2 separate regions of the Mus musculus genome follow, and region 2 is linked to region 1. Evidence: chromatin loops called from intact Hi-C (ENCODE). Cell type or tissue: heart. All regions are shown on one strand. Links, peaks and the distances in the headings refer to the core of each region. The heading gives the core; the rest is flanking DNA.

The links. Hi-C counts contacts between places; a loop is a spot of excess contacts. Peaks named below come from ENCODE experiments on the same cell type or tissue, not always from the same donor. Only the 100,000 strongest peaks of a DNase experiment are listed, where the experiment ranks them.
Region 2: it touches region 1 in a loop (6-fold over the local background); 12 of 42 quality-filtered maps call a loop at or near these places.

The regions. Positions count from the first base shown.
Region 1 is chr7:30,150,154-30,158,490 of GRCm38, reverse strand. It overlaps the pseudogene Gm10988. Among named protein-coding and RNA genes, the nearest start is that of Zfp146, 15 kb to the left of the region's middle. In heart, for the core only: a CTCF peak has its summit at 4,245 (motif pointing right); no DNase peak of the experiment used is centred there.
Region 2 is chr7:30,095,888-30,104,224 of GRCm38, reverse strand. Zfp260 (zinc finger protein 260) reads right to left here. Exons shown (of 3, transcript NM_011981.4): 2 at 4,503-4,697. Among named protein-coding and RNA genes, the nearest start is that of Zfp260, 5.0 kb to the right of the region's middle. In heart, for the core only: no CTCF peak of the experiment used is centred there; a DNase peak (open chromatin) is centred at 4,694; H3K4me3 peaks cover 434 bases; H3K27ac peaks cover 233 bases.

The DNA.
Region 1 (8,337 bases), core at 189-8,188:
CCAGAGAGCTGAGAAGATGTGGAGCAGCTGGGAACGGTCTGCAAGGGCGTTGGCACTTTGACTGCTTAGTTGTCTCTTCAACCTTCCCTCCAAATGAAAAAGTTTAGAAGCACATTTACCATTCGTGTGCATATGATATGTATGGACACGTGGCATGTCATAGGACTTGTAGAGATTAGAGGACAACTTTGTGGAGTTGGGTCTTCTCTTCCACTATATGGGTCTCTGGGAATTAATTTAGAGCTTCTGGCTTAGCACCCAGAACTTGTGCTTGCTAAGCCATCTCGCTGGTTCTCTGGCCAACTATTGATTATCTGTGGACGAGGTGGGCAGAGTATGGAATTGGGTAGGAATTTAACTCAGATTCTTTGTGGCCCAAATTCCACAATGTTCCCTGAATTTTGCATGTCCATTTGTGGCTATAGGCATTCAACATTTGGTCTAAGATTTTTGAGCAATTAAGTCTCTGAAATCACCGCTAAATATGGTACAAAGAAGCTTCTCTGACAAAGGTGATAGCTATATGGGTATTTGACGAACACTTGTCCATTTAACAAAACAGTAGTAGCTTTCCCATCAGGGCCTGTGACCTCCCCAACAGTGGCCTTTTGCTGGATTTATAGTAACAGACTCCTTTTAAATTGTTGAACAGGATCCTAGTGTGCAGTTGCTGGTAGAGAAAATGGAGTGATAGGATTGCTCAGTGGTTAAGAGTACTTGGCTCTTCCAGAAGACTGGATGGAGGCTGGTTCCCAGCACCCACATTGGGCAGCTCACAACCTCTTCTAATGATGGCTCCAGGGAAGTCGAAGACCACCTTTGGACCTTTGCAGACACTGGCATATATGTATTTACATACAGATACCTGTAGCGTATAATTAATAAAAAACAACCCCACACTATTACCAGGTTCAAGTCCCGCCCCCCCCCCATGCCTATTCTCAAGCAGCTATCCACCCAGTTTCCCACAGTTCACCTGCTGTCACATTCCCAGTCATCCTAAACTCATCAACTAGTCTATGTTAGAAATCTAACAGTGGCAGACTCTGCTACCAGATCTAACAGTTCCCCGCCTACATGGTGCCTCCTTTCATTTCCGCCCCACTATCCAAAAAGGGGGCGTTTGTTCCTTCCTCTTGGACCAGAAGATCAACCTTCTCCTTGCCCGGTGACTGGCTTCTTGTCTTTATTATCCAACTAATTAGAGGAAAATTCTGCTACAGATAGTCATATAACTGGATAAAGTATTTGTAAAAACAAATTTAGTGGGCTATTTGATACCATCTGGGAGCGTAATATATCAGTATCTGGTTTGGCCTGGGGAGTAAAGGTTAGATGTGCACGCATGGGTCCAGGCCCCCAGAACCCATATACAAAGCTGGTCATGGAGGAACATGCTTCTGAGCCCAACTCGGGAGGTCAAGATGGCAGGACTTCAGCTCAGGCCCCAGTGAATGATTCACCTGGGGATATCAGGCGTCTATATCCACTCACAAAAGAATGTGCACACCCATACATTCCTTTCATACAGGTAAACAAGAAGGCACACATGAGAATTGTCAGGTTGTAGCTATTATATTTGAAAACTAGCAGATAACATAAATACCAACTGCAAACAAGAGTACCAAATATACCAAAGTATCGTTTTCCCAAAAATCTTACGATGCTTTTACATTCTTCTGTTTGTTTGTTTGGTTGGTTTTGGTTTTGGTTTTGGTTTTTCGAGACAGGGTTTCTCTGTGTAGCCCAGGCTGTCCTGGAGCTCACTCTGTAGACCAGGCTGGCCTCGAACTCAGAAATCTACCTGCCTCTGCCTCCCAAGTGCTGGGATTAAAGGCGTGCGACACCACTGCCTGGCTGCTTTCACATTCTTGTATCGAATTTAAAAGATCAAGGTTCCATCTTTCCACTGTTCCCAGGACTGTTTAGCGGGTGTGTTGAAATGCATAGAGGGTTTACCTTAGTGCAGCTGGCCATAATTGCAGTCTCATGTGGAAAGCTGTTATGATTCATAACTTTGTCCTCATAAGCTGGCTTTCATGTTGAAGACCTGTTTTTAATTCATTTATATAAAAAGGTTAAATTCACTAGAAGTGTAAATCTGCAAGGCAGTTTTCATTGTTAAATTTTGACACACATTTTGCTTTTGAGATTGTAAACAACTAGATGATACTGCAAATCTTTTCACCTTTTCATTTTTTGGCTTTTTCTTGTTTTATTTTTTGAGACAGTTTTTCTATATAGCCCTGGCTGCTCTGGAACTCACTCTGTAGACCAGGCAAGTCTTGAACCCAACTTAGAGATCCACCTGCCTCTGCCTCCCAAGTGCTGGGATTAAATGTGTGTGCCACTAGCTACCATGCCTGGCTGCTATCTTCTAGAAGTAAATGACACCTTCATAGCCAGCATCAATAGTTATCATCAGTCCCTGCCCCCCAACCCCTGGCTGTTTTCATGTGTATTGTGAGTGAGTGCGTGCGTGTGTGTATGTGTGCGTGAGTGTATGCTTTCATAAGTGGAGTGAACGTATGTGTGCATGTGTAAACAAAGCTAGAGAAGGTTCAGTGAATAAAGATTCGCTGACAAGCAAAGTTTTCCAACTGGTGTGTAGTGGGAGGACAGAACTGAGCTGCACGGCGTCTGCCCACAAGCATGCAACACGCCCACCCCCAGGAGTGTCTTTAAGATGGAAAGTGGGCTGGAGTGAAGCACAGAAGTTTACTGACTGACCTTCCAGAGACCTTGGTTTGAGCTCCAGCACCCACAGGACAGCTCAGGACCTTTTGTAACTCCAGTCTCAGGTGATGACACCCCCTTGTGGCCCTTGAGTGCTACACACACAGTACACAGATAATGCAAGCAGAACACTCAGACACAATAAAGAAAACCAATAAACCCCAGTGGTCTGGGCTCTTCAGGGCCTTGCACATGCTGGGCAAGTGTTCAAGCACTGAGCTGCATCCATAGCCCCACTTTGCTTTTTAGGTGAAGACAGGCTCTTGTTAGGCTGCTCAGGCTGGTAAGCCTCTTGCCTCAGTGTTTCAAAGAGCTTGGAAATGAAAACCATCTCAACTCTAGAGTAGGCACCACTCTGGTTTAACTCCTGCTGCCCTTATTTAACAAACCCTACTCTAGCATGAACTCTGCTTACTAGTTATAGTGAGCTGTAAAAACAGCCCTAAAGTTGGGTGTGGTGGCGAATGCCTTTAATCTCAGAATTTGGGAGGCAGAGGCAGGCAGATTTCTGAGTTCGAGGCCAGCCTGCTCTACAAAGTGAGTTCCAGGACAGCCAGGGCTACACAGAAAAACCCTGTCTTGAAAAACAAAACAAAACAAAACAGCCCTAAAACAATGAGCTGTATAGCATTTTTCTCTGATATGAATTTTTTTTTGTGTTGTGTTGAGCCATGGCTAATGACTGCCACTTTTATTGCATTTACATAGACAAAACTAGCCTCTTTTGAGCTAGACCTCAAAACCTTGATACTATGTAGTCCAAACTGGACTCATGGCGGACCTTCTGCATCATCCTCAAATTTTGGAACCTCAGGCTTGTGCCACCATGACTTGCCTGTGAAGTTTATTTTCAACAAGTATTACCTCCAAGTGAAGGCATGGTAAGGCCACTGAAATGGAGCACTCCATGGGTATAAAGAAGCAAAATTTATTGTAAACATGAAACTGCCATGTCTCTCTCAGGGTAGAGTGAAAATAGCCAGAGGTGTTTGGGAATGCCCAAAGATGCCACGGAGCGGAGACACTAAAGGGGCAGGGCGGGTGGGGACTTACTGTTTTTCGAGAAAAGCAAGGAGCTACAGAGTTGGAGGGAGAAGCTGAAAGCTCTAACAGTCTGGAAATTCAGAGCCGGAAGAGCCCTTACCATGTACCGGAACTACAGGTTAAAGGGGACTGACGCAGCCTGGAAATTAGCATAGGGCTTTGATATGTAGCCAGGTGCCTCATTTGCCTCACGTAGGAAGAAAGGTGTCTTTTATATACCCCACCTCAGTAAATCTCTCTACTGTCCAGCCTGAGCTGAGCCCAGTGTCATTTTGGACAGTGCCAGTGCCAGTACATTTCTGGGGTGTGGGGAGGGAGCTGGGATGGAACATTATCAGGTTGAATGGATGGTAATGAGTTCTGCTTCCAGCTAAGCATAAGGGCACTCACTATATTCTTTTTAAAAAAAAAAAAAAGATTTATTATGTATACAGTGTCCTGCCTGCATGCATGCCTACAGGCCAGAAGAGGGCACCAAATCTCATTACACATGGTTGTAAGCCACTACATGATTGCAGGGAATTAAACTCAGGACCTCTAAAAGAGCAGCCAGTGCTCTTAACCTGTGATCCATCTCTCATCTCTCCAGCCCAGCAGATACCTTTATTCCCAGCAGTCGGGAGGCAGGCAGATCTGAGTTTGATGCCAGCCTGGTCTAAAGAGAATTCTAGGACAGCCAGCACCATTGAGTGAGATTTTTGTGTGTGTGTGTGTCTCCCCACCACCACCACCACCACACACACAAAAAGAGTTCTGTGTGGATTTGTTTTTTCACGTTGATTTATATTTAGCTCTAAGAATAGAATCATTTTGGGAAAGGACTGATATACACTCGAGAATGTACCATAATTAAAAAGACCTACATGTTGGCAAGAAAAATTCCAGTGTTTGGTATGAAATAATTAGAAACACATACAAATATACAATCACCAAAAGACATATACGAGAGCATAGCGGTATTTTTATGACAATATCATTAAAAAAATATTTCCGCCGGGCATGGTGGCACACGCCTTTAATCCCACCACTTGGGAGGCAGAGGCAGGCAGATTTTTGAGTTCGAGGCCAGCCTGGTCTACAGAGTGAGTTCCAGGACAGCCAGGACTATAGAGAGAAGCCCTGTCTCAAAAACAACAACAACAAAAACAAAAAAAAAACCCAAAAAAACAAAAACAAAAACAAACCAAAAAAAATTCTACCATTAGAGATTGAAATATATCTTAAAGTGGAATGTTAAAAGAAATGCACTGACATGTTTAAAATGTAAAAGCATGATGTTAGAAAGCAAGATGTATGATAAAACATGCTTAAAACATACAAGTGTGCGAATGCACTTGCACGTGGAAAGTAACAAGTGTCTCTCAGTGATGCAGAGCGCCGTGAGCCTTCGCTTTACTCTCCTTCCCTTACGGAAAGGGACACTGCTAACCACTTGTAACTTGGTCCTACATTTTGTTGTTTTAAGTAAGTTTCTCTCATGTACAAAGCCCTAACTGGGCTGAAAGATGGTACGTAGGTCAGTTGCTCTGTAACTGTGACCCTCCTGACTTTGCCACCCAAGTGCTGGCTGACATTAAGTAAGCGCTACTCTGTCCAGTTGGAAGCATTTTTAAATAATGTTTTCAAAGTCGGCAGAACAGTCTAAAACAACGGCTGTAACTATTTCATATGCTAGGAAGCAGTGGTATGGAGCTTCAATCTCTGTTATGACGTGTGGAAGCATGTTATTCTTTAGATATTAAAGGTTTACAATAATTGTAAAGACTTCACATCCCTCTTTTATTGTATTTCCACATTTTCTCTATGAATCCTTTGATGTACAACGAGGTTCCTCTTATAACTAAAGGACTTGCCGCAGTCATTACATGCATAGGGCTTCTCACCTGAGTGAGTTCTCTGATGAACAATGAGATTTGTCTTCTGGCAAAAGGACTTTGCACATTCATTGCATTGATAGGGCTTCTCTCCTGTGTGAGTTCTTTGATGATGGACGAGGTAGGACTTCCTGCTGAAAGCTTTCCCACACTGAGGACACTCTTGGGACTTCTGCCCCGTATGGATTTTCTGGTGGACAGGAAGTGTTGCCTTTTGGCGGAAGGCCTTCCCACACTCGCTACACAAATACGGTTTCTCCCCAGTGTGACTCCTCTGGTGCAGGTTGAGGTTTGTTTTCTGGCTGAATGGTTTCCCACACTCACTACATTCATATGGTTTCTCTCCTGTGTGGGTTCTGTGATGATCAATGAGGTAGGACTTCATCCTAAAGGCCTTCCCACAATGAGGACATTCGTAAGATTTCTCCCCTGTGTGTGTTCTCTGATGTGCCACAAGAGTGCTCTTCTGGCGAAGGACTTCCCACACTCATTACACACATAGGGCTTCTCCTCATTATGAGTCCTCTCGTGAAGAGCAAGTGTTGTCTTCTGGGAGAATGCTCTCCCACACTTGTTACAGACATAGGGCTTCTCCCCTGTGTGAGTCCTCTGGTGGACAGTGAGGTTCGCTTTCTGGTGAAAAGATTTCCCACATTCTTTACAAACGTAGGGCTTCTCCCCTGTATGAATTCTCTGATGGAGGGACAGAGTTGTCTTTTGGCGGAAAGATTTGCCACAGTCATTACAGCCATACGGTTTTTCTCCTGTGTGAGTTCTCTGATGACGAATAAGGTGTGATTTCAGTCGGAAGGCATTCTTAGACCGTGGACATCCGTAGGACTTTTCCCCTGTGTGTGTTCTCTGGTGATCTGTGACGGCTGTCTTTAGGCGAAAGGACTTATCACACTCAGTACAAACAAAGGGCTTTTCTCCAGTGTGAGTTCTCTGATGGTCAATGAGATATGACTTCCTTCTAAATGCGCTTCCACACTGATTCCTCCGTGTGAATGGCCACGTGCAGAATCCACACTGACTTCCTGCAGAAGGCTTTCCCACATTCAGTGCATGTATGTTGCTTTTCGGGATCTGATGCCCTTTGCTTTTTGTTATATATAAATGGATTTTCCTCTCTATGCACTCTACTGAGTGTAACTGAGCTCCCCTTTCTAAGAAACGATGTCTCCTCAACCAGACATTCGGATGACTGTGCTGCACTTACAGCCTCCTCAGGCTGCACAAGTGCGTCCCCCTGACTGCAGGACTCCACACTCTGAGTGTGGGATTTGATGTCAGGATGTCCCGCATCTTGCATGGGATTTGGGGGTGTTTTCACACAGCAATCATACTCGCTGAATCTCTTTCTTGCAGGGTTTAGATTACAGTTGATTAATTCTGAAACATTTTCTAAAATATTTCCATGAGTGTCATACTTCGGAGGTAGGTCTTTGGAATTAACAGTCTTGCTCCCTAGAGTCATTGTCTTTTGTCTATAGTTAATATGTAAAAATGATCTGAGTATTTTTCTTCATGTTCCTTGAATTTCGTTAAAAACTCTCTTGATTTCCAGTTTTCTCCTAGGAAAGAATAACAACTAGTGAATTTCCAAGAGAAAAAAATTATAAAAAGTCTAACATGGGGAAGACCTAGAGCAAACCCCTTCCAAGTTACAAAGCAAAACAAATAAAAATAGATAACCTACAGCAGGCAACAACAACAAAGGCCTACACCGATTTCTTTTTATCATGCTCTATTTAAAATTTGGGTTTAATTACCAACTAGAAAAGTCATTCCAATGACTACAAGCAGTTTTTGAAATGTAACAGGATTTCACATAGTCCAGGCTTGCTTCAAACTTGTTATGTGCCAACGCTAGCCCTGAATTGCTTAGAACGTTTAAAATTAGAAATGATTTTATTTCATGTCAGTGTTTTACCTGCATGTATGTATGTGCACTACATGTGTGCTTGGTACCTAAGAACATGAGAGGATGGTATTGGATCCCCTAGAAGTGTAGTTACTACCTGTGAACCACTAAGTGGGAGCTAGGAAACCCAGATTCTCTAAGGAAGAGCCAGTGTTCTTAACTTCTAAGCCATCTCTCTAGCACCCTTGTTTGATATATTTTTCTTTTTTTTGAGAGTATTACTATGTAGCTCTGACTCTGGTACTCACTAGGTAGATCAGGCTGGCCTCAAACGCATGGCAGTCCTGCAGTTCAGCTCCTCAAGTACTAGAATTATAGGCATACGCCACCAAGCTTAGCAGCAAATCTTTATTTCATAAAATATAGACTGGAGAGCAATCCTTCCTTACTGAAAGGAATGTGCAGGGGACTGGACAGGGTTCTTGCAGAGGACCCAGGTTAAGTTCCCAGCATCCATAGGGTGGCTCATAACTGTTCAATACTCTAGTTCCTAAGAATCTGACACCCTCTTCTGGCCCCAGACACCAGTAGTGCACATAGATACATGCAGGCAAAATATACATACACATAAATACACAAAAACCTAAAAATTGTTTTTCATACGTCTTGGTTGAGTAGGGTGGTTTCACCCTGAAATTCTAGCACTCCAGTTGCATTCAACATGTCCAGCTCAGAATTGTGTTTTCAGTGTTGTGGGTGAGATTGTCATTTCAAAAGCAGGAACCTTTAAAACGTGTCAGTGATATGTGATGTTGCCTG
Region 2 (8,337 bases), core at 106-8,105, 54 kb after region 1:
AGAGAACAAGAAGTCATTAAAGAGAATCCACAAGGGTGAAAGTGTTGGTGTCTAGACTGTAGAAAGCATCCAATAAACTAGCTTGCACTACCATTAACACCCTTAACAACCCTTGGAGTCTCCCAAAATACTAATAAAATGCAGAAATGTGCTATTCAAAAAAGACTGTTTAAGTCACAGACAGCAGGTCACACTTATAATTCCAGAACTTGAGACACTGAGGCATGGGACTAACATGAATGGATCAGAGAGTGAATTACAGGCTGGCCTGGCTACAGATGAGACTCTGCCTTCAAACAAGACAAAATAAAACAAAAGACAAAAACAACTAGATGACTGAAGCCTAGTTTTTTTGGTACAAAAGAAAGCTCAAATGCAGCAACATTCCCAGGTGTGTGCTGTTAAGTGCTTCTAAATGTAGCTTGCACACACCATCAGTACAGAATATAAGAGAAAACATAAAGGCTAGAGAGATGGCTCGGAGGTTAAGAGCACTCACTGCTCTTCTGAAGGTCCTGAGTTCAATTCCCAGCAACCACATGGTGGCTCACAACCATCCGTAATGGGATCCAATGCCCTCTTCTGGTGTCTGGAGACAACTACAGTGTACTTATAAGTAAATCTTTAAAAAAAAAAAAAAAAAAAGAGAGAAAACATAAAAATCTAGACAACAACCAGGGCAAACACACAATACTGGTAGTGCTGAGGATGAAAGGGAGAAAAAAATATTTTTAAAAAAATATATTTATCTATGTTTTCTTGAAATTCCATTAAAATAGTAGTAAAAGGACTGGGGTGGGAAAAATACTTATGAAAACTAAACATTCGTGGATAAAATTAATTTAAGAAACTAAAGGTACAGAAAGATTGATAAAGACCCTGCAAATAAGAGTGCCAAGTAGAGACAAAATTAACTTTTGATAGAACTTAACAAAAAGATTATGCAGTAAAATCTAGTAGGTCATGTGTGTAATGTTAATACTTGGAAGACAAAGGCAGAAGGATTGCCACAACTTCAAAGGCCAGCCTGAGTCCAATGTTAGCTTGAGATAACTTCCGTGTAGCCTGGGCTACAGTCTGAGACCTCCTGTCAAAAAATCCTAACTAGAGTTCTATAATTTGGGAAGAGTAGATATTTGTAAATCAAATGTAAATGAAGCTGATACCCCAACTCTCTTTCTTGTTTATTCAATTTTTAAAAAGACTTAATGTTGATTTAACGTGTCTCTGCACGCATATGCGCACATGTGTACATGAGTGCAGATACCTTCGGAGGTCAGAGGCATCAGATCCTCTGGAGGCTCATGGGCTTCATAAGCCTCCCAAAGAGGATGCTGAGATCTGAACTCAGATTCCATGGAAGAGCAATACATGCTCTTCACAGCTGAGATGTGTTTTTTGAGGGTCTCGGGTAAACCAAGATGGCCTTGAATTATCGTGTAACCGTGAATGACTTACAAAAACACTATTCCACCTCCACTGGCCCTGTATCAACATGCCTGGTGTACACAGTGCTGGGCGTAAAGGCAGGGCTTGGAAGTGCATGGTCAGCAAACAACCCACACAGGGAGCTCCATCCCTATTCCCATGATGCAGCTCTTGTCATTGGGAAGAACTGGAAAGTAGTCAAGAGAAAGCATTCTCAGCACTTGGGGGAGTGAGGTAGGGAGAGTGAGGTAGAGAGAGTGAGGTAGGGAGACTGGGAGAGAAAGATCACACATTTAAGGTATCTCAGAGTTAATCCTGTAGTGGTTTGAATAAGAACGGCCCTCATGAGGGAGCAGCACTACTTGAGAGGGATTAGGAGGTGTGGCTTTGTCCCAGGAGGCATCTCACTGCTGCCCACACCAGGCCACTGCTCCAGCATCAGGAGTATCCTCCTGCTTCCACCATGCCCCTGACATGAGAATCATGAGCTAACTCTCTGAAACTATAAGCAGGCCCCATAAATTCTTTCATTTATAAGAGTTGCCTTTGTCATAATGACACATCACAGCAACAGAACAAAAACTAAGACAAACCCCTTCCACTGAATAACAAATAATACAGCTAATATTCTTTTTTAAGAAAAGCCCAAATATTTATTTATTTATTTATGTGCACAGTTTTCTTTCTGCATGTATGCCTGCAACCAGAAGAGAGCACCAGACCCCATTACAGATGGTTGTGAGCCACCATGTGGTTGCTGGGAATTGAACTCAGGACTTCTAGAAGAACAGCTAATGTTCTTAACCTTTGAGCCATCTCTCCAGTCCTACCGCTAATATTCTAAAGAACTAAAATTAAATATACTATTTTTAAAATAAAATATATTATGTGTTTTATAGCATCTTGACATAAACAGTGCTCTATGTGTTCAAAATGATAGTAAATTAAGAGCAAATGAGGTGCGTCCACTGGTAAACTGCTTTATTCTCATGCTTGGTCTCAAGGTTGACCCCAGAACCCATGTGGAATAAGGCTCCACAGCCTTGTGTTCTGATCTTCATACAGACCATGGAAGCATGCCTGTATACACACACACACACACACACACACACACATACACACACGTACAATAATTATAATTAAAATTAGTATTTAAAAAGAAAGACTTAACAAAATTGGTAAAAAAAAAAAAGGCAAGAAACAAGTAGAAAGAATGGAAGAAACAAAAGAATATAAAATAAGACTGGAAATTTAGTGGAGCAGTAGTAGGATCTAAGAAGTCTAAAAAGTATTGAGTAGGTTGTAGGAAACATGATATAAAAAAAGAGAAACCACTGAACAGAATAAAGACACTTTCCAGACCCGGCTCTTCAAATACAAAGAAACTCCATTCATAAAAAAGCTATGCTAATTAAGCACATTACTGTAACATTTTAGCAAAAGTAAAAAGGAAAGAAAACAAGAAGGCAATACTAATGTTGTGATATGTGCTGAGCTTGCACACATGCACAGTTTGTGTGTGGAGGTCAGAGGACAACTTGGAGGAGTCTCTTTTCTCCTACCACCTAGGTTTCAGAAATCAAACCCAGGCCACTGAGCTCTGTGGCAAGTGCCTTTACCCAACGAGCCACCTCACTGGCCTGAAAGGTGCACATGTCAGGCACATTAAATAAAATAAGCAAATCTTTTTTTTTTAATACAGTGATATAAGCTGTACCAAAAGCACAGGCAGTATTGGTGCTGGGGATAGCATTTCTCCATCTTTCATATTAGTAAGTTAACTGCTCTAAGATAGAGCAATCAAAAATAGGCAAAATAAGGTGGTGGTGGTGTACTCCTTTGATCCCAGGGCTCAGGAGGCAGAGGTAGGCAGATCTCTGTGAGTTCGAGGCCAGCCTGGTCTACAGAGTGAGTTTCAGGGCAGCCAGGACTACACAGAGAAATCCTGTCTCAGGAAAAAAAAAAAAAAAAAAAAAAAAAAAAGGCAAAATAGTTTTAATAAACACTGGCAGATAAGGACAAGTATGTTTTAAGTGGCCAAATGTGGTATGATATATCTTTGATCAGTACTCAAGAGGCAGAAAGTTGGGTGTATCTCTGTGGCTTAGAAGCCAGCCTGGTTTACATAGGGAGTTCCAGGACACCCAAGTCTACAAAGTGAAAGCCTGTTTCAACAACAATAAAAAAGTAGCATATGGTTGCCAGTGTAGAGTAATTCAGGGTTCAAAAAGACTGAGCAGCTAGGTGTGGTGGAGAAGGCCGTTAATCCCAGCAGAGACAGGCAGATCTCGGAATTTGAGGCCAGTCTGGTCTAAAGAGTGAGTTTCTGAGTTTCAGGACAGCCAGAGAAACCCTGTTTTGAAATAACAAAACAAAACACACCACCCCACCCCCACCCCCCGAAAGAAAGGAAAGGAAGAAATGAGCAAGAATAGTTAGGGAGAGAGTCTACAGAGTCATCCTTGAGTATCTTAGATTATTAGCGCTTAGCTGCTTGTATAAATGGCATACTGACAAGCAATCTGTGCATATCTTCTCATATAGTTAAAACGGCTGAATCATTTTTAGGTTACATATAATACCCAGTAGCAATCCTGGGCAAAGGGTTGCCATACTGTATTGGTCAGGGAGTAATAATAAGGGAATAAAATCTATATGTTCAGTACAGATGTAAAGGGTTTTTTTTTTTTTATCTATCTTACATATTTGTGTATTTGCACACAAGTGCAGATGCCTATGGGCACTAGAGTCCTGGATCCCCTTGGAACTAGATACTGTATCAATTATTAAAATTAAGTCGGCAAATGAAGCAGAGGGGCTGGTACCCAACATAGAAGTTAGAAGAGCAACCAGTCCTGCAGAAGGCGATGGAAAAGAAAACGGAGTCAGGAGGAAGTCTGGAAATTTCACTGACCTAAGGAATTTTCAACAACTGTCCCTCCAAATGGGGACAAGCTGATCCCAAATAATAATAATAATAATAAATAATAATAATAATAATAATAAATCGTCATCATCAAACTCTCACTGGAGCTGTAAGGACACTGAGAACACTACATAAAGGTTTCACTCACCTGCAGATTGATGCTGCTTCTCAGACAGTCAGGGTTTTTGTTTGAACTGTAGACTTTTAACTTGCAATAGGTAAAGCAATTCAGGACTCAGGCGTTATCTCTGCAGCGGCTGCAAGTCAGACCGAAGCCTCAGCACTCAAGAGAGCTCTGGAGGGTAGAGAAACTTCCGGTCTCGGGAGTACACAGGAAGGGGGACTGTGCAGACAACACAAAGGCGCCTCAGTCCGCGCATGCGCACAAAACAGATGGGCCAAGCGCTTGTACTTGGCATTTAGACTAAACCCGTAATTCTACTTAAAATCAAAATGTTCTTCAGATGTGGGTAACAGATGGTATTCTATTTTCAGAAATGAAGTTATACAGAGGAACTATGACACCGCCATTTTCAGAGTCTGCCCAAGCTGGCCATCTGAACATGATTTCCGAGTGGGTATCAAGGTGCCCTTGCTCCCAACTGAAGTCAAACTGCTGCCTATCATTTTACTGTCAACCACGGTGGGGGTTTTGTTCTATTTTCTGAGGCAGTCTCTCTGTGTGGCCTGGCTGTCCTGGAACTCATTCTGTAGACCAGGCTGGCCTCGAACTCAGAGATCTGCCTGTCTCTACCTCCCGAGACTTGTGCTTGAAGACGTGTGCCACCACCGCCCAGCCTCAACAACATTTTAAGTCAGGTATGGTAGCATGTTTCTAATAGTAGCAACTTGGGAAACTGAGGCAGGAGGATGGAGAGTTTGAGGCCAGACTTGGCTACCTGTCTCAAAAAAAAAAAAAAAAAGCAAATAGAGGGACGGGGAAAGGCTCAGTGCTTAAAGTACCTGTGCCGGCAAACGTGAAGATGGGTGTTGGATTCCCAGAATCCCTACCTGTCAGGGGGGCATAATGGCTTGCCTGTAATTCCAGCTTCAAAGGGCAGAGAAGGGATCTTGGGAGCCAGTTGGTTAGAAACACAAGACTGTCTAAGAGCTGTGGGTGTGACTGAGACCCCGTCTTAATAAGTGAGGTGGGAAATCGATGGATGATGGTGACTCCTGACATCAATGTAGGACCTCCACATCATGCCAATCCATATGCATGAACACTCCTGTGCACATGCACCCCACCCATCCACACAAGCTCACACACATGAAGAACAAGTATACACACTGAAAAACAGACATGCACACATGTAAACACACACACACAATGTAAAGAGAAATAAACTGATATGGGCAGGCACTCAGGAGAGTGGAGGATCAGAAGTGCAAGGTCATTCTCAGCTACGTGGTGAGGTTCAGCCTGTGCGTGTGCGCATGAGAGAGAGAGAGAGAGAGAGAGAGAGAAGCCAGGAGTGTTTTTTTTTTTTTTTTTTTTTTTTTTTTTGTTTTTTTTTTTGGTTTTTCGAGACAGGGTTTCTCTGTGTAGCCCTGGCTATCCTGGAACTCACTCTGTAGACCAGGCTGGCCTCAAACTCATAAATGCCCTCTTCTGGTGTGTCTGAAGATAGCAACAGTGTACTCATATGCATGAAATAAATAAATAAATCTTTAAAAAAAAAGAATAATTGATTTCCAGGGTATAGTAATGAAAGGGCAGGCTTACTCTCTTACTTGGAGATGTACAAGCTATAGCTGTGCTGTGCTGTGCTGTGCTGTGAATTACGGATCAGATAATACAGAGGGGAAACGGGTGGAGGCCACCTTCAAGAAGGAGCTATCAGTAATCAGTATGACACTAATGGACATAACAAGTTTGATGCTCTCAGCTGAGCGTGGTTGCACACACTCTGAGTTCAAGGCCAGCCTGGTCTATATATTAAGTTTCCAGACAGCCAGGGCAACCTAGAGAAACCTAGCAGTAGAAGTCCTTAGAGATGAAAAAAATCCCACAGTCCTAGGCACATCGCTATCAGAAGGGTAACGAAAGCAAGCTGGGGGTGGAGAGATGCCTGCTAGTAAAGGCACTGGGTCCTGAATCGAGGTCCCAGCACCTATGTAACAAGTCACACACGCTGCCATACAGCTTCATGGAGGAGAGGGCAGTGGATCCCTGACACTCATGGACTCAGGGGGTTCCACATTCAGTGAGAGACCCTGCCTGCCACAAACAGTAAGGTAGAGAGTCATGGAGGAAGGCACCTGACCTCCACCTCTGCCCTATGACTCCCAAGTGCATACTCATGCACACACGCATGTGTGCACTCACAAGTGCTCTGCCATAAGACTCCCAAGTGCATACTCATGCACACACGCATGTGTGCACTCACAAGTGCTCTGCCCTATGACTCCCATGTGCATACTCATGCACACACGCATGTGTGCACTCACAAGTGCTCTGCCCTATGACTCCCATGTGCATACTCATGCACACATGCATGTGTGCACTCACGAGTGCTTATGCATATACCCACATGAACATGTAGACACACACACACTAAAAGAAGTTGTATCTTCCTTGTTAATTTGAAATTTTTTCTTACTTATCAAAATTGTTGACCCTTTAATAATATCTCACTTTATTGCAATTGTTAAGGGGCTGGAGAGATGGCTCAGCAGTTAGGAGCACTGCTGCTTGCTCTTCCAGAAGACTGGAGTTTGGTTCCCAGCAGCCACACTGGACTGCTCTCAAGGAGATCTAATGCCCTCTTCTGGCTTCCAAGGGCATTCATAAACATGCCCACAACCTTCGAGCATTCACATACACATAAATAACTCTTGATTAGAATTTATTAAAAAAAGGGCTGGTGAGATGGCTCAGTGGGTTAGAGCACCCGACTGCTCTTCCGAAGGTCCAGAGTTCAAATCCCAGCAACCACATGGTGGCTCACAACCATCCGTAACAAGATCTGACTCCCTCTTCTGGAGTGTCTGAAGACAGCTACAGTGTACTTACATATAATAAATAAATAAATCTTTAAAAAAAAAAAAAAAAAAAAAAGAATTTATTAAAAAAAAATTTTTTTTTGGATTTTTTTTTCAAGACAGGGTTTCTCTGTGTAGTCCTGGCTGTCCAGGAACTCACTCTGTAAACCAGGCTGGCTTCGAACTCAGAAATTCGCCTGCCTCTGCCTCCCAAGTGCTGGGATTAAAGGTGTGTGCCACCATGCCCGGCTTAAAAATAAATTCTTTAATGGAAAAAAAAAAAAAGAAAATAAAGAAAAGAAAAAAGAAAAGAAAAACATGTTTTAAAAAGATGTGTGACAAGCTAGGCAAGGTGGCGCACACCTTTAATCCCAGCACTCAGGAGGCAGACGCAGTTGGAACATCCTAGTTTGGAGCAGCTTAATCTATAGAGCGAATTCCAAAACAGTTAGGGCCACACTGAGACTACCCTGACTCAGAAGGAAGGAAGGAAGGAAGGAAGGAAGGAAGGAAGGAAGGAAGGAAGGAAGGAAGGAGGGAGAAATGAAAGCAAAACGATGATGAGCCAGCTATAACAGCGCATGCCTTTAGTCCCAGCACTTGGGAAGCCTATCTCGAGAGTTCCAGGACAAGCAGGACTATGAACGCAGACCATTTTTTGTTGTTTGTCATGTTTTAAAGACTGACCAAAAACTACTCAGAAGAAAATCTGTATGTTAACAAAAGCTACTTGGTATGGATAAATCTGGACAAATTAGGAGTCTTAATTTGGAGCTGAAGGGATTGCTCAGTGGATAAGAACACTGGCTGTTCTTCCAAAGGACTCTAGTTCAACTCCCTGTACCCACATGCCAGCTCACAACTGTCTATAATTCCAGTTCCAGGGGATCCAATGTCTTCTTTTGGCCTCTGCAGGTTCCACGTACACATATATTCAGGCAACACACACACACACACACACACACACACACGAGCCCTGTCCTTTGACAAATCAGAGT